Regions from separate parts of the Mus musculus genome. Here region 1 is linked to region 2. The links are chromatin loops, found by intact Hi-C in ENCODE. Cell type or tissue: heart. All regions are shown on one strand. Links, peaks and the distances in the headings refer to the core of each region. The heading gives the core; the rest is flanking DNA. Region 1 has its middle 30 kb from the start of Tcf23. Region 2 overlaps Mapre3 (microtubule-associated protein, RP/EB family, member 3).

Region 1 (12,087 bases), core at 4,817-8,816, 130 kb before region 2:
CAGAAGATGGGGTATTCTATGTGCCCAGGGAAGCTCTGTTGGCCTTATGGTTAGCTATCCTGTTTTCTTTGCTATTGCACAAAGTGTCTGGTCCAGGACAGTGTATCGCAGCCAATTGGGAGGCTTTATCTGGGAGCCTAATGACTTCTCAGGAAGGCTTTGTGGGATCCCAGCTGTAGTTAGAGGGGGTCTTTCTTCCTACATGGCCACATGGGCATGGAAGATGGGAAGGCACGTGGACTCTGTATAAGGATCCTGGCTCTTTCCCCTTGGGACAGTTACAGCACTCCGCTGCGATCAATCAGCTCTGCTAGCTCAACCATGCAGTTTTTAGGTGTTGGTCCTGAATCGAGTACATCAGTCAGTGACTATTGCATATCCTGCATATCAGATTCCTTCTTTTTCTGAAGGAACCTCCACTCATGCAAAAGACTAGATCAGGGTTTCCTGAGGATTGATCTGAGAATCAGAACCGGCTGCGACGTTTTCCACGAGGACTTACTCCCAGGAGTGGAGTCGGGGAGGATCCCTTTTCTTCTCTGTCAGACAGGAAACTGGATTCAGGATTTGACAGGTCTTGAGACTAATCTGAGGTCCCTCCAACATGAGGAGCTGCTGACATTTAAGTAGCCTGCTGTCATCATCCTTAGAATTGAGCATAGCCTGTGAGCCACAAGGGGGCGCCCAAGGGTAAACTTTCAGGCTTTGGGAAGTCCCCCAGCGACATCTAGCCAATTCCTTTCCTACCTTCATCACTGGCTTCAGCTGTAGGTTGCTCGGCAGGGGCATGAGTTGGATAATTACTCCAAAGCAGTGCCCTGTCTCTCAGTCCCATGCAGGAGAGACTTAAGGTGGGAGTCTCAGTTAACGTCTTTTTAAGTGCCAGCCCTGAGAGTATGCCTCCTTTTGACAATACAAGGCCCAAATAGGTACCTTTGGCTTTGCATGGCTGGCCTTTTCCTCTAGGCCCTGTAGCCCGTGCCAGCCAGGATATCAAGGAGGGCTTCTGTCTCTTGGAAATGACTCCTACTGTTGGCCCACAAAGGAGGAGCTCACCTTCATAGTGAATCATACTGAATTTGGGTGGTCTCCAGATGAGTCCAACCCACCAAGTCAGTCATCTGGGGTGGGGGTGGGGGGGTTCAGGCCGTGCATGAGTTGAGAAAAAGACCAGGGTTTCTTTCTATGTATTTGGAGGTTGAATTTGCTCCAGATGTTCAGGGGGGGAGTTGGTGGGGAGCCTGGACAAATATGGAGCTATCTCAGGGCTTCTCTGTGTAACCCTGACTGTCTTGGAACTCACTTTGTGAGGCTGGCCTCTAACTCACAGAGATCTACCTGTCCCTGCCTCCCAATGCTGGATTAAAGCCATGCGCGACAACTACTTGTAACTCCAGCTCTTGGGGATCCAACTCCTCTGGCCTCTGAGGGTAACTGCACTCATGTGCACAGAACTCCACATAATTAAAAATATCTTTAAAAATCTTTAAAAATAGAGCTGAGTGTTGGTTGCACACACCTTTGATCCCAGCACTCTGGAGGCAGAGACAGGCAGAGCTCTGAGAGTTCAAGGCCAGCCTGGTCTATCGAGTGAGTTCTAGGGCAGCCAGGGCTATGTAGTGAGACCCTGTAGGAAGGAAAGGAGGAAGGGAGGGGGAGGGATGGAGAGAGAGAGAGAGAGAGAGAGAGAGAGAGAGAGAGAGAGAGAGAGAGAGAGATGCTCATTTCAACTGGGGCAATAATGTTGGCCTCTTGTGTTTCCTGGAGAATTCTTACTGTGAAAATCCCCAGAGTGTCACACGTGACCCTTGGGAAGGTGAAGTCTCTGGATCAGGCCCCTTAGGTCCCATGAAGTTTACTCTGATTTTACCTCCCTCGAGTCACACCAAGTTCTGATCAGTAAGGGGAGCAAGTCAGGCTATATTCACAAGAAGGTGTGATGAATGGTTACAAACTGGTTTAATTTGTTTAAAGAACTCTTTTAAAGTTGTAAGTGGTTTGTTAATGGCCCCTTTTATTTTGGTTTAGAGAAGAGAGACGTGAGACAGGCCCAGAGAGGGAAGATAAGATGCAGAGAGAATCCCACTGCAGGTTAGAGACACCCACGAGAGACTGGATGAAGGGAAATTCAGTCTAATCAGGAGAAAGTTCGGAAGTCTCCCTGGAGCCAACTTTCAGTAATTAACTCTACGTCCGTCAGCCTCTAGGGAGGGGAAGGGGGAGCCCGCAGACAATGTGGGACAGCATTCTTTGAGAAAACAGTCTTGCTCTTTGAAGCATAAGCATTAGAATTAAAAGCATTCCAATGGTACCTTGTTCTCAGAGAAGAGAAAGAGCAAAGTTCCTAGCCTAAATTTCACATTGCTAAGCATGGTTGAGGGCTGTCCCCCATTCCAGAGCAGAGCAGAAGCCTGGATAGTCTCCCTCATTTCGGGGTTGAGTTTGGTTATGTTCAATCAGTAAGAAGAATCCTAAATTTGCAATGAGCACCCCCAAATTTTTTAACGAATTATCTATAAATTTTATGTATATGAGCACACTTCAGACACACCAGAAGAGGGCATCAGATCCCATTACAGATGGTTGTGAGCCACCATGTGGTTGCTGGGAATTGAACTCAGGACCTCTGAGTCAGTGCTTTTAACCACTGGGTCATCTCTCCAGCCCACACCCCAAAATGTTACCATCTACTGGTCTTAGGTTAGGATAGTTAGCTCTGTTGATGAAGTAATTAAAAGCCAGGTGGTGGCTCACCCTTTAATTCAGACACTAGGGAGACAGAGGCAGGGAGATCTCTGGGAGTTGGACTAACAAGTGAGACTATCTAAAAATTAAAATTAAAAAAATTAAGGTCTAGAATTTACGATGCTGTACAAAGTTTGTAAAATCTATTCTTTTTTAATTTTTTTTAAAGCAAAGAAGTAATGAACCACAAAGTCAGAAAGATAATGACATCTACATTGGAGAGAGCAACTGTTGAGTTTTAAAGGGAAGGGGTTTAAATTACCTTCCAGTTCTTATCTAGGTGAGGGCATTCTAGAGGCTAAACATTGCCAACTACAGTTGCTCTTCACTTTGTAGTACTAAGGATTGGATTGAACTCACATACTAGGCACGGGCTCTACCACTGAAGTGTATCCTAAGTTCTTTTAAATCATTGTTTACATTGAGATAGGGTCTTGAAAATTCTACCAGGCTGGTCTCCTCTCTCAATTTCTTTCTTTTGAAAAATTTAAAGGTTTTAATTTTATTTGTCTTTTATGTATATGGGTATTTTGCCCGCACGTATGTCTGTGTACTGTGTGTGCAGTACCTGTGGAGGTCAGAAGAGGGCGATGGTTTCCCTGGGGTTGTAATTATAGTCAGTTGTGAGCCACCAGCCTTGCTCAGTTGTTTGAATAGCTGGGTTACAGCCTTCTCCATCAGGCCCAGCTAAAGTACACTTCATACATCCTCGGCATACTTCACCACACAGTACTGTGAATCTACTAACAACATGATGATACACATACAGATCTCATTTCAATACTTTATTAAGAAAAAAAGCTGGCGGGGCTGGTGAGATGGCTCAGCGGTTAAGAGCACTGACTGCTCTTCCAGAGGTCCTGAGTTCAAATCCCAGCAACCACATGGTGGTTCACAACCACCCATAGTGAGATCTGAAGACAGCTACAGTATACTTATGTATAATAAATAAAATCTTTAAAAAAAAAAAAGAAAAAAGAAAAAAAGCTGACTCTGCATGTTGAGACTTGTAATCCTATCTAGTTGGAAGGCTGAGCTGGGAGGATAACAAATTCAAAGTCTGTCTGGGCTTCAGAGTGAGTTCAGTGCCAGCCTGGGCAAATGAACTAGACTGTATCTCAAAAATAAAAACAGCTGTGTCACGTGTCACGTGTCACATGTCTGTAGGTCTATCATCACAGTGGTGGAGGCAAGAGGAACAGAAGTCAGGGTCACTCTTGGCTACATAAGGAGGTTAAGGCCAGCCTGGGCTACAGCATATTTGTAATCCCAGTATTTCAGAAGCTGAGGCAGGAGGATTGTTAAAAGTTAGAGGTCAGGCTGATCTACATAGTAGGTACCAGGTCAGCCAGACTGCCTCAAAACATGAAAACAGAGATGGGGGTGTAGTTCAGATGCTACAGTGGTTGCAATGAATTTAATCCCCAGAACAACAGTCAAACAAACAAAAAGTATGAATTAAAATGTAAAAGTGCTGAGGCTGTAACTCGATGATCTAAAAGTTTCTTCCCTGCTGGCTGGCTTTCATAGTGTGAGAAGGCACTGTGCATGCAGGCTATGGAGGGAGAAAAGTCACTGATATTACCACACGGTGAGTGCTGGGTGCTAAAGCCTGACTCCCCAGGCAGGTTGTGCCCCTGACAGTGACAGGACTGCTACAGTGGCCATCAACTGCTTTCTGCTTGGAGTGAGGCCTCCTTCATGGGAGAGATTCACAGTTGGTTCTGTAAACCTAGAGAAAGCCTGTAGCTCAGGTGGTCGCAGGCCCTAGAGGGAAGCTACCCGTGTTGTTTTGTTAAATGGAGATGCAGCCAAACAGCCTTCTAAATATCATTCCACCCACAGCACAGAGCTGCTCTCAGCCTTGGCCCAAGGAGCTTCTTTTCAAAGCCAGTGTTGAGTGCTTAGCCCTAATGGAACCTCTGAACCCCCTAGGAAAATAATGCCTGCCCTCTAACGTAGCAGTCAGTCACAGCTACTCTACTCTTAAAAATTCCTGAACAGTGACACACTCCCAACCACAGTAAACAACATTCCAGGACTCAAATAACTCATTTTCCTAGATTCCTGCCATGGCCCCATGCAAACCCCTTACTCACCGCTCGCCATTCTTTGACCGATCTAGGTCAAAAAGGAATTTTACTTACACGGTTCTGTGTGTGCCTAAGTGAGCTCCCTGGAACTGGCATTCTAGGTCGATGTGAGCTACCTGGTGTCGGGGCTGGAAACGGTGCCCAGGTCCTCTGGAAGATCAGGAAGCTGTCCTATCCACCATAAGTGACCCTGATTCTTACAGAGACCCTCAGCTTCCACCAACCCAGAAGCTAAGATCTCACCATATAGCATCTTGGGCTATAGAAAGCTTCCCCAATCTCTCTGTGCCTGCCTCTCTGATGTACCCACAAATGTGTTTTAAACTTGCCTTGATTTGGGACTTTCTTTATTCTGTAAAACTATGAAACTGTTTCCACATCAGAACACAGAATTTGTGGTAACCTAAATGTGTGTTACTGAACTGTGGTCACTCGAAATAGCTCCAGAATACACGGTTGTGTTCATTTAAGATTTTTTGAGTTATGTTTTTTGTGTAGCAAGTGTGTACCAACACATATAGCTTCTTCAGGGAAAATTCTCAATTTTTTTATTTTCAGAATTTTTCTTTGTTCTAGCTTTTTTTTTGGGGGGGAGGTGGTTTGAGACACAGTTTCTCTATATAGCTCAGGCTGGCCTTGAACTCAGAAATCCACCTGCCTCTGCCTCCCAAGTGCTGGGATTAAAGGCGTGCGCCACCACGCCCAGCTCTAGCTTTTTTTTTTTTTTTTTTTTTTTTTTTTTTTTTTTTTTGAGACAGAGTCTCACTATGTAGCCCTGGTTGACCTGAAACTCACGACTTCAGCCAGACTGGTCTTGAATCCACAGTGATCTGCCTGCCTCTGCCTATTGAATGAAAAATGAGATTAAAGCCAAGTGTCACTTGAACACAATGGGGGGACGGAGGTGCAAGAGGATTTAATCCTAGGACTCAGGAGTCAAGGCAAGCAGATCTCTGAGAGTTTAAGGCGAGCCAGGGTTACATAGTGAGATCTGGTTCAAAAAAACTAAAACAACAGAGAATGTATGCATTACCACACTTGGTAAAAAAAAATTTGGTGAAGGTTGAGGAACTGTTATTGAAAAAACTATTTTTTAAAGATTTTATTATGTTATTTATACAAACATACATACACTGTCTTCAGACACACTGCTAAGCCATCTCTCTACCCCTCCCCAAAATATTTTTAGCCATGTGGTGGTGGTACATGCCTTTAATCCTAGTGCTCAGAGGCAGAGACAGGTGGAAATCTGTGATTTCCAGGCCAGTCTGGTCTACACAGCTAGTTCCAGGACAGCCAGGGCTACACAGTGAGACCCTGTCTCAATTGCATGGTCCTGAATAATGATCGAACAGAAATCATCCCTCCCCCAACACACACAAATATACACAAGAAAGAACTAGAAACTGCTTTTCCTGGGTGACCCAGAACCAAGCACAAGTGACTTTCCATCTCATCTCCCTGTGAACTTTGCTCTTGAGTTTCTCACAGTCCCTAAGAGCCCTTGCTCTGTCTGGATTGTTCGCAAGGGTCTCCAATATAAAAATATGGACGGGACTAGCCTTTGACCTCCTTTGTGCTGTAGCTGAGAACCTCCAAGAGACAAGCAGGTTCAGATGCAAAACATGTGTTTAACTTGAATTATTGTTATAAGATTTATTTTAATTTACCCGTATTTGTCTGTGTGAGTGTGTGCAGGTACCAACATAGGCCAGAAGAGGGAGCTGTACCCCCGGGGTTGGAGTTACAGGTGGTTGTCACCATGTGACAGCTGAACTCCTGTCCTCTGAAGTAGAAGCAGGAGACTGGAGCTTGCTTGTTCTGGTGTTCTGGGCTCTCCCACTGTTTTCTCTGAAGACCTCCCCCTTTGCTATAGCTGCTCTGAGACCGCCATTGCTGGTCCTTACTCAAAAGGCCTCGCTTTCTCTCTTCTCCAGCTCACTCCTCCCAGCAGCTGCTGTAACCTCTAGCCCAGAGTGCTGGGGATGGAACTCAGGTTCTCTGCAAGGGCGAGAAGTGCTCCATAGTCTCTGAGCTGTCTCTCCATCCCCAGGGCCCTAGCATTTTACCATGTGGATTTACACACAGTGGCACAGAAGTACATGCAAGGAGAATCATCAGACGTTTCCCCTCCTACAAAAATATATTGGAGTCGGGCGTGGTGACACACGCCTTTAATCTCAGCACTCAGGAGGCAGAGGCAGGAGGATTTCTGAGTTCAAGGCCAGCCTGGTCTACAAAGTGACAGAGAAACCCTGTCTCGGAAAAAAAAAAATTATATATATATATATATGCCTATCTCAGACAGGGTTCTTGTTTGCAAGCAGCAGGTGTAAGTGGTTGGACAGTTTAAAACTGTTTATTATAAAGATAATTCTTGGGAGGACAGGAGAGCAGGTTCAGTGCTGACCCCCATAACTAAAGCCATAAACCACATTCAGAAATAGCACAAAGAATAAAACATCTAGAACATTGCCATCATAAACACAGACACCAGGAACTTGGCTGCAATTCTTCTTCTTCTTCTTCTCCTTCTCCTCCTCCTCCTCCTCCTTCTTCTTCTCCTTCTCCTCCTCCTCCTCCTTCTTTCCTTCTCCTCGTCCTCCTCGTCCTCCTTCTTCTTTCCTGGTTTTTCGAGACAGGGTTTCTCTGTGTAGCCCTGGCTGTCCTGGAACTCACTGTGTAGACCAGTCTGGCCTCAAACTCAGAAATCCACCTGCCTCTGCCTCCCGAGTGCTGGGATTAAAGGCGTGCGCCATCACTACACAGCTGGATGCAACTGTTAATGGTGCCAGTCCCTGTGACTGTGCAGGATGTCCTCACTTAAGCCCTGTGGCATCTATACCAAAAATGTGGAAGCCCTTCGTGGAGCCTCCTTCCTCTGGGTTCTACTTCTGTTTCAGAGAAGGATTCTGGGTGCAGCTGGGCAGTGGAAGTATCCATAGCCAAGTGTGCTAATAGTGCATGCCTTTAATCCCAGCACCTGGAGGCAGAAGCAGGTGGCTCTTCATGAGTTCAAGGCCAGCCTGATCTGCAGAGTAAAACATCTGAAGTGTTCAGAAAGAACTGGCCAGCCAAAAAACATGGCTTATATTGAAAGAAAGATGAAATTTCAAGACCTGTAAGTCATATAAAGTACACAGAAATTGCTGGTTGTTTGTGAGCCTAGAGGCTGCCTGGGGCTGAGAATAAAGAAAAACAAACCTGGGTATGCCCTGTTGTTAAAACATTCCTGGGAACATCTTGACCATAAGATAAAGGGGACTGTGAAGACATAGCAGGGCTATCTGAACTGAGTCAACAACTCACAGAACTCTGACACCCTGCACGTACATGTAATTTTTCTGCTGATGTTTGAATAAGCCAATAGTGTGTCGCTATGCTGAATTCCACACCCCTAAGCCCCTCACCCCATAAAAACCCCTAGCTTCCGAGCCTCATGGCCGACATCCGTTATCTCCTGTGTGGGATGCATGTCGGTCCGGAGCTACGTCATTAAACGTCCTCATGTAATTACATCAAGATGGTCCTTCGTGATTTTTTTTGGGTGCCCACAGAATTGGGAATTGAGTGGGGGTTTCCCTACTAGGTTCTATCAATATCCTCTAGACTGCCAATAAGAATTGGCTAATAAGCTTTTTTAAAAATTATTTTTATTTATTTGTTTCTGGGTTTTATGTGTTCTTTTTGTTTTTGTTTTTGTTTTGTTGTGTTGTGTTTTGTTTGAGATAGGGCTTCTCTGTGTACTCCTAGCTGTCCTAGTACTCACTCTGTAGACCAGGCTAGTTTTGAACTCACAGAGATGTGCTTTCCAAGTGCTGTCAATAAAGGTCATACGTGTCAGTTATGTATATCAAATGTATGCAGGAGCCCATGGAGGCCAGAAGAGGGCTTCAGTTCTCCTGGTTCCAGAAGGTTGGAAGTCACCCAAGGTGGGTGTAGGGAGCCAAATCCAAGTCCCCTGGAAGAGTGAAAGCTCTTAGTCTCCAGCCCTGGCGTATAAGCTGTGGTACATCCATTCAGTAGAACACTGTGTATCCCAGGCCAGGGACACAGGAGACTTTTCAGCTGGAAAGAACAATTGCCACGAAGCCAGAGAACCTGTGTTCAGTTCCTGGAATCTGCTTATGGAAGAAGAGAACCAACTTCCACAAGTTGTCCTCTGATCTCTGGCATGTGTACCCACAAACATATGCAAACACACTATATAGATACATAAATGTTTTCTAAAAGGAATACTGTGCATCATATTCATATACCCATCTCTGCTCACTCACCCCCTCAGAAAATGGAATTCTAGGGCTAAGAATATAACTAACTTTTCTAGTACATATCAGGCCTGGATTTCATCTCCAGCACTTAAAAACAAAACAAAAGCAACAGTAACAACAACAAAAAGCTTTTTAAAAGAATCTGTGTATATGTATATGCTTTTCCAAGGCCTACAAATCTCTGCAGGCATACACAAGACACTGATAACCTGAGAGGGGAGGGGAGAGGGAAACTGTGGTTGGACTGTAATGTGTGAGAGAAGAATAGGAAAACAAACTGATAACTTGTGGCTGCTTCAGAGAAGGAAAGAAGGAAGAGAGATGGAGTTGTTGATCAGAATTCTACACCTGCACACGTAACTGTGACAAACAGGTTAAAGTAAAAACACTCAACAAACATCAAAACTGTTTTATGAAACACTCTACACTGTGATCAAAAATGGAAAAACAGACACCATAAAAGGTAATGCTACCTCAGGGTCACTAACCCCATCTTCTAGGCTAAAGGTCCCTCTTTGTACACCCACAATTGTTACACAGAGTCCACTCATCCCTTAATGTTGGCCTGCCTGCCTAGCACTTCCTGGTATAGTCAGTTCAGTGCTCTAAAGCTGTCGATGACCTTGAAGACACAGAGAACGGCTAACAAAAATAGCTAACCCATCTGAGGAAGCAAATCTCTCTCGTTCTCACGCCCTCACAGTCTGGAGAGTTGCTGTCATTCCTAAAGGGTGAGGAGTTGAGAAAGACCCACACAACAGCCACCCAACAGCCACAGGCTGGAAGACCTCACAATGAAAGTGCCGTGCCCATGGCTAAGGGAAGGTTCGTTGGCTGAGTTCAGAGCCTGTTCACCACAGCCATTTAACACCTGCTGACCTAGCTCCTGGTTCCTGTCAGCAGAATCGCTTAGGATGTTGCCAGCAATCATGGACAGACCAGGCAACGGAAAGTGGTTCTCGCAGTGAGGAAATATTATGTCACAGAACATTATGTCTCTGTTGGGGAGAGACCCTCAGAACCGCTGAACTGTGACAGACAGACAGACACCTGGCTTACTCTGACTTTATCTGGATTTTCCCTCCTAGTGACAAGATGACCCCTGCAGTGCCTAAGACCATGAGGTCACTGAAGGCAGGAGGCCTCCCTGTTCTCACTTGTCCTCTTCCATTCTGACTTTAAGCTGGAGAAAAGTCTTTCCTAGAGGCCCCCCAGTGCATCTGCTAGCTAGATTTGTGTTACATGCCCACACCTCAGGTCCATCCCTGAAGAGGCCTGAGGACTCTCATTTTTGACCAGCTCATAGTTCATTCTTAGTGCCCGAGAAAGAGGGCGCCCTCCTCTCCCCTCCCCTCCTGTCCCTTTCCACACTCTCTTCTCCTCCCCTACCCTTCTGTTCCTTTCTCCCCTCCTCTTCTCCCCCTGTCTGACAAGGTTTTGCTATGTATCTGAGGCTGGTGTTGAACTCTTGATCATCCTGGCTCTGTCTACTGAGTGCTAGGATTACAGGTGTGCACCATTATGCCCAGCTCACCTATTTCTTGTTTATCCGAAAGTCAGTTTTAACTGGATACTCTGCATGTTTTCCCTCCTTGCTGGATTGGGATCAAACCCTAGGCTTTGTTCATTCTAAGCAAGCCCTCCACAACTGAGCTATACCCCCACCCCCTGTATCCTATATTTTAATTGCTAGATGTGGCAACCCCACTGGGAGACATGCCCAGCCTTTCTGAAAGTGTTGTCAGCCCACACTTGACAACCAGAGTTCTGCTGGCAAGGAGTTTGTGGAGCCAAATAGCAATCAATGTGGTCGACCTCACTGCCTCACAAGACTGCCTAAATCATCAGTCAAGAAAGCTTTGGCTGGCATGGCCGGATGGCTCAGTGGGTCACAGATCTGCCCACCAGGACTGACAACCTGTGTTTGATGCCCAGGACCCACAGGTAGAAGAAGAGAATGAAGTCCTCCAAGTTGTCCTCTGACCTCCACACATGTGTTATGGTGTGTGCACATGCACCCAAATACACACATGTACACACAGAGCAAATGAACAAATGTAATTTTGAAAAGGGAAAGCTCTGGCCTTCAGAGCCCAGACTTTTTATAAGTGTTGAGGTGATGGGGGTGGAGAGGGAATGGGGGTGAGAGACTTATAGACAGCTAGGTATTGAGAGATCCAGAGATCCAAAATCACAAACTCTGTAGCCCAGGCTAGCCTGGAATTCAGTATGTAGATAAGATTGGCCTCAAACTTTCCGCAGACTCCTCCTACTTCCCAAGAGCTGGGATCCCACACTAGGGCTGTGACATTTAGTCAAGATCACAGTTTTCTATCACAGGATAAAACCCAAATTCTCAGGGCCAGCTGGTGACAATGTACAGTGACAGAGCTTTTAAAAATGAGCTGCATGCAGGGCCCAGTACACTGCAGCTGTCACTTGTGTGGTCTGAAGCTTTGAAAGCCACCACTCACTGTCCTTTGGTTTTGGCACAGTGGCAGAGAGTGGGGTAGACGCCACCTCTGGAGACCATGTGAACATCTCTGTAAAAGACTTAACTGAGTATTCTGGTCTCTTCCAAGCCCACTCAGCATAGACCAACGTGCCAAAGAAAAGATGGAGGGAGTGGAGATTTTCTGTGGGAGCTGGTGCTGCTTCAAGACTATTTTTATGCTTTTCTCTATGGAGATAATTATATCTCTGGTTCTGATTATAGACTGTGAATACTGAGTTCTTGGTGCCACTCATGGACAGATGCAAACCCACAGCTCCTTTGCCCAGCCACTAGCTTTTCCACGGTAGTGACTAGTCCATAGGGGCACAGTCCTGGGAGGAACAGGGGACAAACCACTTGTTTGTCAGGTCCCATGAACTCTGGGCCACCGCCTAATCAGCACTGGGAATTCTGGCTGCCAGGTGGGAAACCACATGACAACTACTTTAAAAACATTTCCCCGGGGACACAAAAGCATCTAATG
Region 2 (10,846 bases), core at 6,847-10,846:
CTTTCCTCGCATCTATGGAGACCAGGATCATGGCATCCCATTTTGCTGAAACAGCCTCTTGTGGACACCCTGGGCCTTCCCCTCGCTGTCCCCCCATTACTCACAGGAGCAGCCGGTCCAGGTATGCGATGGCAAAGGGAGACAGAGCCTTGATGCCCAGCACAGGCAGCATGATCCCCAGCCACACTGCGGAATCAAGAGTCAGCAAGTCTCAGAGTCATGCATGGGCCTCAGAGGTGACACCAACCCATCCTTCTGTTTGCTACCTTTCAGTCCCTCAGTGAGGTTGGTGAAACCCGCTTGCCCCAGGGCCCACATGATGGTCAGGCACTTTGCTGGTCGGCTCTGGTGGGACCGCAGAAGCTCTAGGAACTGAGGAGGTGAGGAGAAAGGGCAGGTTAAAGGGCCGTGCACCAGGAGCACTATAGATCCTTGTGGGGCAGGTGTCAAGGACAGCACAACTCTACTGCAGTGCCACATAGTGAGTCGTGACAGCTTCCCCCACTTGTTTCAAACCGCCTGACAAATTCTAGGGGAGCTAGGGGACCTCTATGGCCCACCCATTCCATGGATAAAATGAACACACGGGCCACCCTTATCTAGTAGAGTACGCGTGGGGAATGCTAATGTATTATTTGCTGTTTCTTTCCAAGCCCAGTGGTCTGTCTGGTCCTCTAGTCCTACCCCTTGTGTCCCCAGCACCATCCAGGCCTCTCACCTTGTCCAGGTTTGAGGTGACAATCTTAGGCTTGTCTTGCAGAACGGCTTGAATACAGATGCGGTACCCATGTAGCGACTCCCCTAGAGAGATGGGTTCGGTTCTCAGATTTACTCATATGACCTGACATCCTACACTTTTTTATTTCCAGAAGTGAGTCGAATTCCTAATCACTTCCCTTTCCAAAAATGTGTAGATTAGCACTTTTCTTATTGTAAAGGGAACTGATGACCACGCTGAAGGCAGGAAAAACAGAAGTTCTGCTCTCAAGACGGTCATCCTCCATAGGGCGCTCTCACCTGGTGTTTTATCCAGCTCTTGCAGCATGGTGAATAGACAGTGGTCAAAAAAGAGCTCCACAGACCCTGCAGCTTTGGTCAGGAGCCCCCGGATGATCCCACGTAGCTCTCGGCTCACAAGGCTGTAGGGATAATCTGGGGCCATCGGCCTCTGTGAGTGCTAGGACCAGATGCCCTTGCATGAAGGCTGGCTTGCTCTCCCCCAAGGAGACCCAGGACTATTAGGAACATCAAACCTCTGAGAATGTCCTTGGCCTTATCTAAGCTGAGGGGTAGGGGACTAACCATGTGGATACTGGCTCAGAGTGGGCTCCATCCGTGGAGTCTGGAGCTTGTAGTTGAGATAGCTGGCCAGGTCCTTCAGCCACACGGAGGGGTTCCCAGTGAACACGCTCTGGCTCTTGTCCAGTTCCTTCTGCAGAGCTGCCACATCCAGCTGTCAGGGCAGAGACTTCCATGGTGAATTGTAAGAGGAAGGGGAGTGGGACAGGGGTAGGAAAGTGGCTAAAGGAGGTTTTCATATGTGGAATCCTACAATTTTGCCAGATCCAGATCCTAAGAAAGCCTGGGGCGGGACCCTTGAGAATGATGATCTCAGTGCCCCACATTGCGATGTAGGACCTGTTCATGTTCAAGGGCAAGAACAGAGGGCAAGACAGGAGACGAGAGACCACTGCTTCTGTGGAGCTGAGAATCTAAACCAGCTTTTCTTTTCTTTTCTTTTTTTGGTTTTTCGAGACAGGGTTTCTCTGTACAGCTCTGGCTGTCCTGGAACTCACTTTGTAGACCAGGCTGGCCTCCAACTCAGAAATCCGCCTGCCTCTGCCTCCCGAGTGCTGGGATTAAAGGCGTGCGGCAGCACGCCTGGCTCCAAACCAGCTTTTCTAATGTCTCCATCTTGTTCTTGGGATTTCCATCTTCCTGCTCACCTATGTTTCTGACAAATACCAACATTCTTTCTATTCTAAGTGCACGCATTCTTTCCTTCCACATCTCCATATTGTCTGGAACACCCCTGAGTGTCCCAAGTCCCCATTTTCTCAGTCCCCAAGCCTAGGCACACTTACCGCTTTCAGTGCGTCCTCCAGGCGTCGGAATGGGCCCTGTTTCTGGTTTTGGCTAGGAACAGCTGTCACCTTCTTTGGTTGCTTCTTGTTTATCGGTTTCTTAGACTCTGCAGCAGGGGGTGGAACTTGCTCTTTATTCTGCCGTTTCATGATTTTCTCAAAGCCACGCTCATAAAGAGTGCTTGTAGTCTGGATTGGTGCTGGAATGAAGACAGGTAGAAAACAGCAGGCCACCCTTAAGACCCCAGATCCCACTGTACAGTGGTCTCTTCTTTGTAGAGGCACCTAAGTCATTTAGAGGGAGATTCTGGCCCAAGCCCTCTCTTCCTTGGAAGCAGCTTAGAAAAACAGGAAAGAGCCCTCCGGGTGGCTGATTTCAACCACCACAGTCAGGTCCCAGGCCCTCCCAGTTCTTTATTAAACAATTAAAGTATATGGGAACTAGACCACACTTTTTCCAGCACGGCCTCCACCCCCAATTCTTCTTAGTTCTGAGATGACAACTCTATATACTCAACAAGTGGCAAAATTTTTCTCCCTCTCTGGAGATTGTGGGGACAGGTGACACTGAAATTAACTCCTGGTTGGAGAATATGTCGGGCTATTCATCCCAGTGCTGGCCTTCTCATCCACTCCTCTCACACCTGCTGGTTATATAAGAAGGGGCTCCATGTAGGATCCCAGATGCCTCTGCTCCGTGGCTCAGACACCTGGCCAGTGAGGGCCGGGGCAGCTGAGAGGGTTGTGTGCAAAGGCTTGGACAGATAGAGATCGGAATTCCAGTCTCCTCAGACTCGAAAATCGGCTTCTCTGGACCTCCGCTTCCGACCTATGCAGCGGAGATGACCACCTCTCCTCGTGCTGTCCCTGAGTCACCGTGGCCGGGCTCCCGAGGATCGGCTCCCGGCTCCCGCAGCTGTCCGCCGTGCCCCTGCCCCACAGGCCCAGGTGGGCGGCGGCGGATACTCACAGCTCAGGTCGTATTTCAACACTCCATTTGCCTCCCCGAGCGCCCGGCGGTCACTGCCACCGCCGCCGCCTCGCCCACCGCTGCTTGCTCCAGGTCGCCGGCCCCTCTTCACCACCTCCCAGCCACCGCTACCCGCTGATCTGGCCGCCATGACTTCAGCTCCACCACCTCCCGGCTTTCGGCCCCGGACAACCTCCGCGCGGTGCCACGTCTGCTGCCTCCGCCGCCGCAAGGCACCCTGGGATTCGTAGTCCGTTCGCGCCACGGCGCCGCGCCGAGCGCCTGGGGAGTGATGGCGGCGGCCAGGTTCCGCCCCTGGGGCGCAAAAATCCCTACCCTGCACCTGCGGGCGGGCTCGCCTCTGACCCGCATGGAAATGGGACTGTTCCCTTTTTTCTTATCTTTGCAATGCTCCTGAAGGATGGAATGAAAATAGTTCTCACCTCGGGAGAATTTGAGGAATAAATGTGTTCTTACTTCTTAGAAAGTAGTAGTCTGTTAGCAATTAAACTTCGTATTTGGCGGCCAACAAACTTAATTGCCGAGGAGTGGGACGATGCAGACTTGGGGGAGAAAAGTAGAGCGGCAGAAAGACTGAGAAAACTTAGTAGAGTAGCTCAATGGCAGGGCGAGAAAAGTCTGGGGCAGCCAGGCCATGATCCCTTTGGAGGCAGCCAGGAAAGGACAGGCTCTGGCTCATGCCATGTTCCAGATGTTCAGCCCTAGACTGAAAGAATCACACAGCAAGGTCCCGACCCTAGACGGCCTACAAAACTTGAATGATCCCAGCTAGGGAGCATGATGAATGATAAAACAGCAATGAAAATATCACATTTAAGGAAATATGTTGCTTAGTGTGCTTGTGTGGAACTCATGCTCCCGCACTGCTGTACACATTATCCCCCCCAAACCTCCTTGGTTACTTTTTTTTAGACAGGGTTTCTTTGTGTAGAGCTGGCTGTCCTGGTACTCTCCCTGTAACCAGGCTGGCCTTGAACTCAAGAGATCTGACTGCCTCTGCCTCCTGAGTGCTGGGATTAAAGACATAAACCATCACTGACAAGGAGTGGTCCACTTTTCTTACAGGGTAAATTATTCAGCTGAAGGATGCTTGAAGCCCTAGGAGAGGGAGGGAAGTGGTTTCTGAAACAGGTGGCAGTTGAGATGACTCCCAGGAAGGGAGAATTTTCATTGGTTGGGGATCATGGCTTGTGGAGAGACTGCTTCAATCGTATGGCTTTATTAATTTAGGCAAAGGTCTAGAGTGGTAGACTATATAACAAAACTGAAAGTAGTTCGACATGACTTCATACAATTGGAAAAGGATCATGACCGCCAAATCTGGAGTTTATTCTCTAGACTCTAGAAACTGGAGAGGGAAAAGGTGACATGACCCTTAAAAAACAGCACCCAGGCCTGTGTGAAGGATGGGTCACAGAGAAAGAAGGCAGGTGAGGGATGACCAACCCTTGCAGCCTTCTGGTGTCCTCCATCCCCTTTAGGCCCAGCCATAGCTGCCTGTCTTAGGGGTTCTGAGATGGAATGTATTTGGCAAGGAAGGTATCTGTGCTGATCAGCAGTCAGTTCCTTTTTCAGATGCTGTTTCCCTCTACTCAGACACCACATGGTCCTTTGTCCAATCCCTGCTGTCACAGGTATCATCACAGAAGAGGGCCTATGTTGGGAAGAGAAACAAAACTGGCTTCCCCACTATAGCTCCAGCTGATGGCCTCTTCTGTGCACATACCCACACACAAAGACTCACAGATACATAAATAAAATAATAAAAATTTTAAAAAAGTCTAAATCCTAACCAAAGTTTCTACCACCTTCACCAAGCCTTGCCACGCACGTGTGGTCTACTTCAGTGGTTCTCAACTTTCCTAATGCTGCAGCCCTTCAATACAGTTCTTATGTTGGAGTTACCCCCAACCATAAAATTACTTTCGTTGCTACTTCATAACTGTAATTTTGCTACTGTTATAAATTTTAATGTAAATTTCTGTATTTTCCAGTGGTCTTTGGTTACCCCTGTGAAAGGCTGAGAACCACTGGTCTAGACAATCCCAACAGGTTCACATCCACTTCAGCATTCTTGATCTTTGCTGGGTTTCCACGCCTTGGCTATTATGTCTCTTTGACAAACACACTTCAAGAGGGTGGAGTTGTGTGGATGACAAGGGAATGTATCTGACTCCTGTCTCTGTTGGGTTTGTGCTGTTTATATATGCCTGGTAAATGCTGAACCCCAAGATCTGGCTCCATCCTCACATACACTGGCCTTTGTTGTATAAACCAAACTCCCCAAATTAAAGAGGTCACCATTAGATAGGGTAAGGCAGGCCTAGAAGTGTACCTCGAGGACAGCTGATGAAGCAGAACCAGCCTGGATGAGACTCACACAGCAAGTACTATGGGAGTATAGCTAAGAACAGCCGGTCTAGCGTAGGAAAAGAGTTGAGGGTAATCGCCCAATAATTGGGCTAAATTAATAAGACTCTGGGTCAGTGATTGGGTGGATGGCCAGGTCACAATAACAAGTAGTTTTTAAATAGCCAACAACACCCTCCTTCCGGTTAAATCTTGCTCTAAAACAACCCACTTGGGGGCTGGAGTATAAACTGAGTGCTTGCTCTAGTTTTCACACATGCACACGTGTGTGTTACACACGTATGCAAAAATAATAGGAAAAGAAAAAGAGGAACCATGTAGACCCAGCTGTTCTCTGGGCCACAGGCATGTGTGCTGCAACAGCTGTTGTGATGTGTGGGAGCTCTGACAAGGAGTAGAGGGTTACCCTGCAGGCCAGCCTGAAAGAGTCTGCAACAAAACAGTCCTTGGCCAAGAAGCCCCTCCTTCCCCAGTCATCCCATGGCCACTTTCTGGGCTGCCCTCCTTACAGCCACAGCTCTAGACTTCATTCTCCTCCTGAGGACTCCCTGTTGTGGTGAGAACACTTCAAATCCTACAACTGTCTTTCAGGAAGCCACCATTTGGTGCCCCAGACTGCAGGGAGACAAGCCATCCTCTCCTTCATCCATGACGTCAACTGGACAGCATTTGCAGGAACTGGCTCTGTGCTGGCAAGGGCAAGGACTTCAGTACATATCAACACAATTTTCTCAGTGTTTAGTTTTCTCTGTGCCTATGCTACCTGAGTCTGGTGCTTTAACACTAGCCCAGGTTTGCATCAGTCCTGCCCTAGACATAAGAAGTGTATAAACCGCCGGGCATGGTGGGGCACACCTTTAATCCCACCCAGCACTTGGGAGGCAGAGGCAGGCAAATTTCTGAGTTCGAGGCCAGCCTGGTCTACAGCAGAGTGAGTTCCAGGACAGCCAAGGCTACACAGAGAAACCCTGTCTCGAAAAACAAAACAAAACAAAACAAAACAAACAAAAAGAACTGTATAAACCAGCTAGCTAGGGGTCTTTATAGAGAGGTATTTTCGTGATCCACTGGCCTGTAACTCATCCCTAACAAACCCTTGTTACTCACCAAGACCAACTTGAACAAGTCCTTTTTTGGGCTGTTGGTATCATCCCATTTTCAGGGACAGTCTTACATCTCCCAGAGAAATACACATACTACCTGCCTCACAAAGAGTCCTCAGTCGTGGGAGTTGAGTCTAGGTCAGAGCCTGGTTGTCAGTGGTGGCTTCTGCTCATGAAGGTGTGCTGCATGGCTATCCTCTTACAAAAGACAGAGAAGGTGCTATGTTCTGACCCCTTGCTGTGGGTCAATTGAGGAAATCATGGCTTGCCACACAAATTTATTTAAATAAAACTGAACAGATATGCAGGCTGGTGCCCAAGGGGCAAAGGTGGGGGTGAGAGAATGGGGGACAGACAGACAATGGGGGCCAGGCAGAGTCTGTGTGGTCTAACTAGGCTGCAGGAGGGAGTGGCTAGGAAGCCTGGGGCAGTGCTGGGTGTTGGTGCTGAGGCAGGGGCTTGGTGGGGGAGCCCAGTGCCTGGAGGTCATGTCTACTCTCGCATGCTCCCTGGACCCAGAGCACTGCCTCCTCAGCTTCCCTTCCCTTTCCTCATATCAGCCTTTCCCTCATCTACTGAGAGAGAAGTCAAAAGACAAAATAAATAAGAATGGGTGAGTCCTGTCCCAGTCTCGGCTCTAGGGAAGGGGAGCCAAGCCAGAAAGACTACCCCAAGCCCTGCTGTCAGCCCTGGAAAAGAACAGGTAAAGTGCAAGGGCAATCCAGTAAGTAAAAATATACCAATGACTTTGTCAAATATACAGCTGCTGGCTGCCAGGGAGCAGGTGGCTGGCTTGTGGGGTACAGCGGCACCCTGGAAAGTGTTGGCCAACACAGCATAGAGACAACGGAAATAAATAGGAGTGGGGAGTGGACAGGGGTCCTGGACGTCCCCTGGGCCAGTGCCACTCGGGGGACCCAGACAGGGCCTCGTCCTCTCACCTGCCCAAGCCTCCCCCACCACCCTGAACCCCACTCGTCCGGCTCCCTAATGCTGTGGCACTGACACAAAGCACCCAGCTGGCTGACTGGCTGAAAGGAAAGGACTATAATGTGGGGTGGGCATAGTTGGGGTGGGCAGAGTGGAGGTGGGCAGGGAAGCTGTGGTCAGCCAGGGCTGGCGCCTCCCTCAGTACTCGTCCTGGTCTTCCTGTTGGTGTTCTTCAATCTCATCATCCTCAGGGGGTGCAAATCCCTCCTGGAGGAGGGAGAGAGAGATGGTAAGGCAGCTGGCCAAGGGGAAGGATCAGGTTCACACTCAGCCTAGAAACAAGGCATGAGTGGCCACCAGTTCAGGAGCTCTAGCTTGCTCTCGAGTCTCAGCAGAGCAGTGGGAGGGAGGTGAAGAGAGGGCTCACCTCCGTGGCATAGAGAATGCCAATGATGCCCGAGATGACGGGGCTGTTCTCGCTCTCATGTTCCTGGCAGATCAGCTCGATGTCTCGCAATTTGCTGAAATAGAAATCTCGTTCTTTCTCAAGCCCGTCTACGGTCAGCTTCAAGTCCAGCAGCTGCGCAGGCACAAGGAAATGTTGATGCCAGATGTTCCTGCCGTCCTCTCGTCCCCATGTCAAGTCCCCTTTCCCAGGCCACTTACCTGCTGGTTAAGCTCGAGGATCTGGGCGTCAGCCTCATGGCCACCGTTTCGGGCTGAGGGGGGATTCTTCCGGAGGATGCAGGGCGGAGCCACGTTGCTGAGTCGTCCAGAGGTCTGCATGTTCTTGGGGCCTGTGGGGGACGTCCTCTGCGGAACTGTCCAGAGGACAAGAGTCAGATGAAGTGACACAGCACGTGACAGCCTGGTGTGAGAACCATGCAACAGGCAGGCACTCTCCCTCAGGAAGAGCATCTACATGGAGGGAGGCCTCCAGCCTTGGCCGCACGCACGTGACACGACAGCCACTGGACAGCCCTTTGGCAAGCCTGGGAGAGTAAGTGCCACAGGAAGCTAAGGGAAAGGTGCTTTCAGCACTGGGACCTGAAGAGAGCTAGCCTGAGGGAGGGGCGCAGACACTGGGAAGGTGAATTTGATGAAGTGGAGCTAGGGGTGGTTCAGGGCCTTCTGTCCTGACAGAGGAGACCCAGGAGAGCAGTTGATGAGTCTGTCCTAGCAGAAGCCAAAGCCACCCTCAGTGAGACTCAGCCCCACCCCACCAGCTCTCTCTCTCAGTTTGGGCTCTGTTTCCCTCTGCTGGGCTGGACCTGTATCTTCCTCAGTGGAGGAGGACTCAGGCTCCTCCCTAGCACAGCCTGCATGCTGTGGCTACTTGCTCTTTAGCCATTGCACTTCCTAGACAGCAGCTGCTTCTAAAGCAAAGCAAGCAGTTCCGTGGGGACAGGCCCAGGCAGGACAGCAGCGCAAACAGAGGAGGTGGCTCTGCTATGACGGGTCAGATGCGGGTGGGGCTGCTCCCTTCTTCCTTGCCACAATCCTGCTGTCACCACAAGCCTTACTCCTTCTCTGATTGCCCCTAGCAACCCAGCAAGGTACCAGCTTTTGGAATAGAGGAAGGCAGATCAAGCTTGGCAAACTCCTGCTTTGGGTATCCAGTGGGCAGGCATACAGGGTCTTGGGCACTGGCTCCAGGCGTGCAGCCCAATAGATCTGGATAGAGGAGCCATGCCCCATCCAGCTTGAGGCAGACAAGCTAGCTCGTGTTATTCAACAGCCTCCTGGGTCTCGGCAAGCTGCTGCCATGACTGGTGCAGGTGGCTCTCCTCCTAGAGCAACGTTTGACGCCCTCTCACCCCCAAACGGGATTCCCCATCTAGGTAAGCAGCAGGCGATGTCATCTGAACTCCGTGATAACAGTCTCCTCCGGGCTGGCAGGGCTGGGCCGGTGGCCCAGGGGGCACTCCTGGCTGGATAGCCCTGCCGGCCCAGCCCCCCAAACTCCCTCCACCAGCTTGGGCGTGTTACCTGCTGTGCCAATGAGTTTCTTGGATTTGTTGAAGATCTGATCACCTGGGTTAGGAGGTGGTGCTACGTCCTGGCCCTGCCGCGCCAGCAGAGGGTTGTAATCCTTTCCATCATAGTTTGCGTCAAAGAATTTCTTAAACCACTGTATAAACTCAAAATTATCTTGGAATTTTCCTTTCACTAACTTCTCTACGGGAATGATCTGAAATAGACCACATAAGCAGACCATTTTACCCACCTGCTGTGTAGGACTGCCTTCCGCTGTGAGCACAGCAAAGTCAGCCCCTGGGCCTCAGCATCGTCTACTTTCTCCACCTGCACCCCCTCCCATAGCACCAAAGTAGACAAGCAGGCTGGCAGCCCCACCAGGGACTCAGGGACATTCCTTCCCTACAGGCCCGGGAAAATATTGTGTGGGAGGTGACCTCCCCTGTATGTGAACTGGAAGCTGAGGATGCACATGGGCAGGAGAGTAAACTGATATGTAGCAGGAGTGATATATATCTATATGCAACCTCAGTATCAGGAGTGGGACGGGTCTGCAGAGGAGAAAGGGAAGGGAGTACTTTTGCAGTGGGACATTAGGGCTTGAGTGTATTCACAGTATCTTGAGCTGTGTGTACAGCCTTCCCTTTGGGGTGTCAGGGGTAGAAAGACATGTGACAGAATGAAACAAGGAGGCCTTGTCACCCTGGCTGGTGGGTCATCTTCTTCCCCAGGGAAACACAACTCCTCGGGGACCCCAGGGGTACAGACACCTACTTTGTCAACACCCATCTTCTTGAAAGCTGCTTGCAGCACCTTGAAGTTGTGGATGTACTCGTGTTCTAGTTTGGCCTGGAACTTGACCTTCCTCAAGTGAACACAGCCAGGGAAGAGCATGTCCATGAACTGGCAGTAGGCTGCCCCTGTGAAGATGCACAGCTGATGCAGGTACACCTACCACCCTGGACCCCTGCTGGCCCACTTTCCAAAGCCTGGTCCTAGAGTTAGGGCCAGCCCAACTGTGATACTACATATGATTAAATTCCCCTTGCCTTTACAAGACGAACTGTGATTACTCTTCATGTATTTACCTTTTGGTGGTGCTAAAGAGGAAACCCAGGGCCCTGGAAATACGGAGCAGGTACTTCACCACTGAGCTAAATGTCCATCCCCCAAATGAAAAATTAGTGATCCCATTCCAAACACTGACAGACAGGTGATGGCAACTGTGTGGATTGGAAAACTGACACCCACAAGGGCTACAGCAGAGAACAGGGAGCTGGGACCCAGAGTGGCTTCATGGGACCCCATGTTGTTAACTCGTGTCTTTACTGTCTGTCCTGGCTCTTACCCATTTCTCCAGCCTCCGTTCCCTGAATCCAGCTCTAAGCAGT

The links. Hi-C counts contacts between places; a loop is a spot of excess contacts. Peaks named below come from ENCODE experiments on the same cell type or tissue, not always from the same donor. Only the 100,000 strongest peaks of a DNase experiment are listed, where the experiment ranks them.
Region 1: it touches region 2 in a loop (2.4-fold over the local background); 1 of 42 quality-filtered maps calls a loop at or near these places.

What each region holds. Positions count from the first base shown.
Region 1 is chr5:30,993,008-31,005,094 of GRCm38, reverse strand. No RefSeq gene overlaps it. Among named protein-coding and RNA genes, the nearest start is that of Tcf23, 30 kb to the right of the region's middle. In heart, for the core only: a CTCF peak has its summit at 6,548 (motif pointing right); no DNase peak of the experiment used is centred there; H3K27ac peaks cover 212 bases.
Region 2 is chr5:30,862,027-30,872,872 of GRCm38, reverse strand. Mapre3 (microtubule-associated protein, RP/EB family, member 3) reads right to left here. Exons shown (of 6, transcript NM_001310516.1): 2 at 10,230-10,375; 3 at 9,513-9,669; 4 at 8,145-8,299; 5 at 7,906-8,058; 6 at 6,767-7,745. The coding sequence ends at 7,677. It overlaps Tmem214 (transmembrane protein 214), which reads right to left and starts at 3,294. Exons shown (of 17, transcript NM_144525.4): 1 at 3,055-3,294; 2 at 2,085-2,284; 3 at 1,303-1,453; 4 at 1,018-1,152; 5 at 719-801; 6 at 267-372; 7 at 105-186. The coding sequence starts at 3,205. In heart, for the core only: a CTCF peak has its summit at 8,729 (motif pointing left); DNase peaks (open chromatin) are centred at 8,352 and 8,812; H3K4me3 peaks cover 581 bases; H3K27ac peaks cover 872 bases.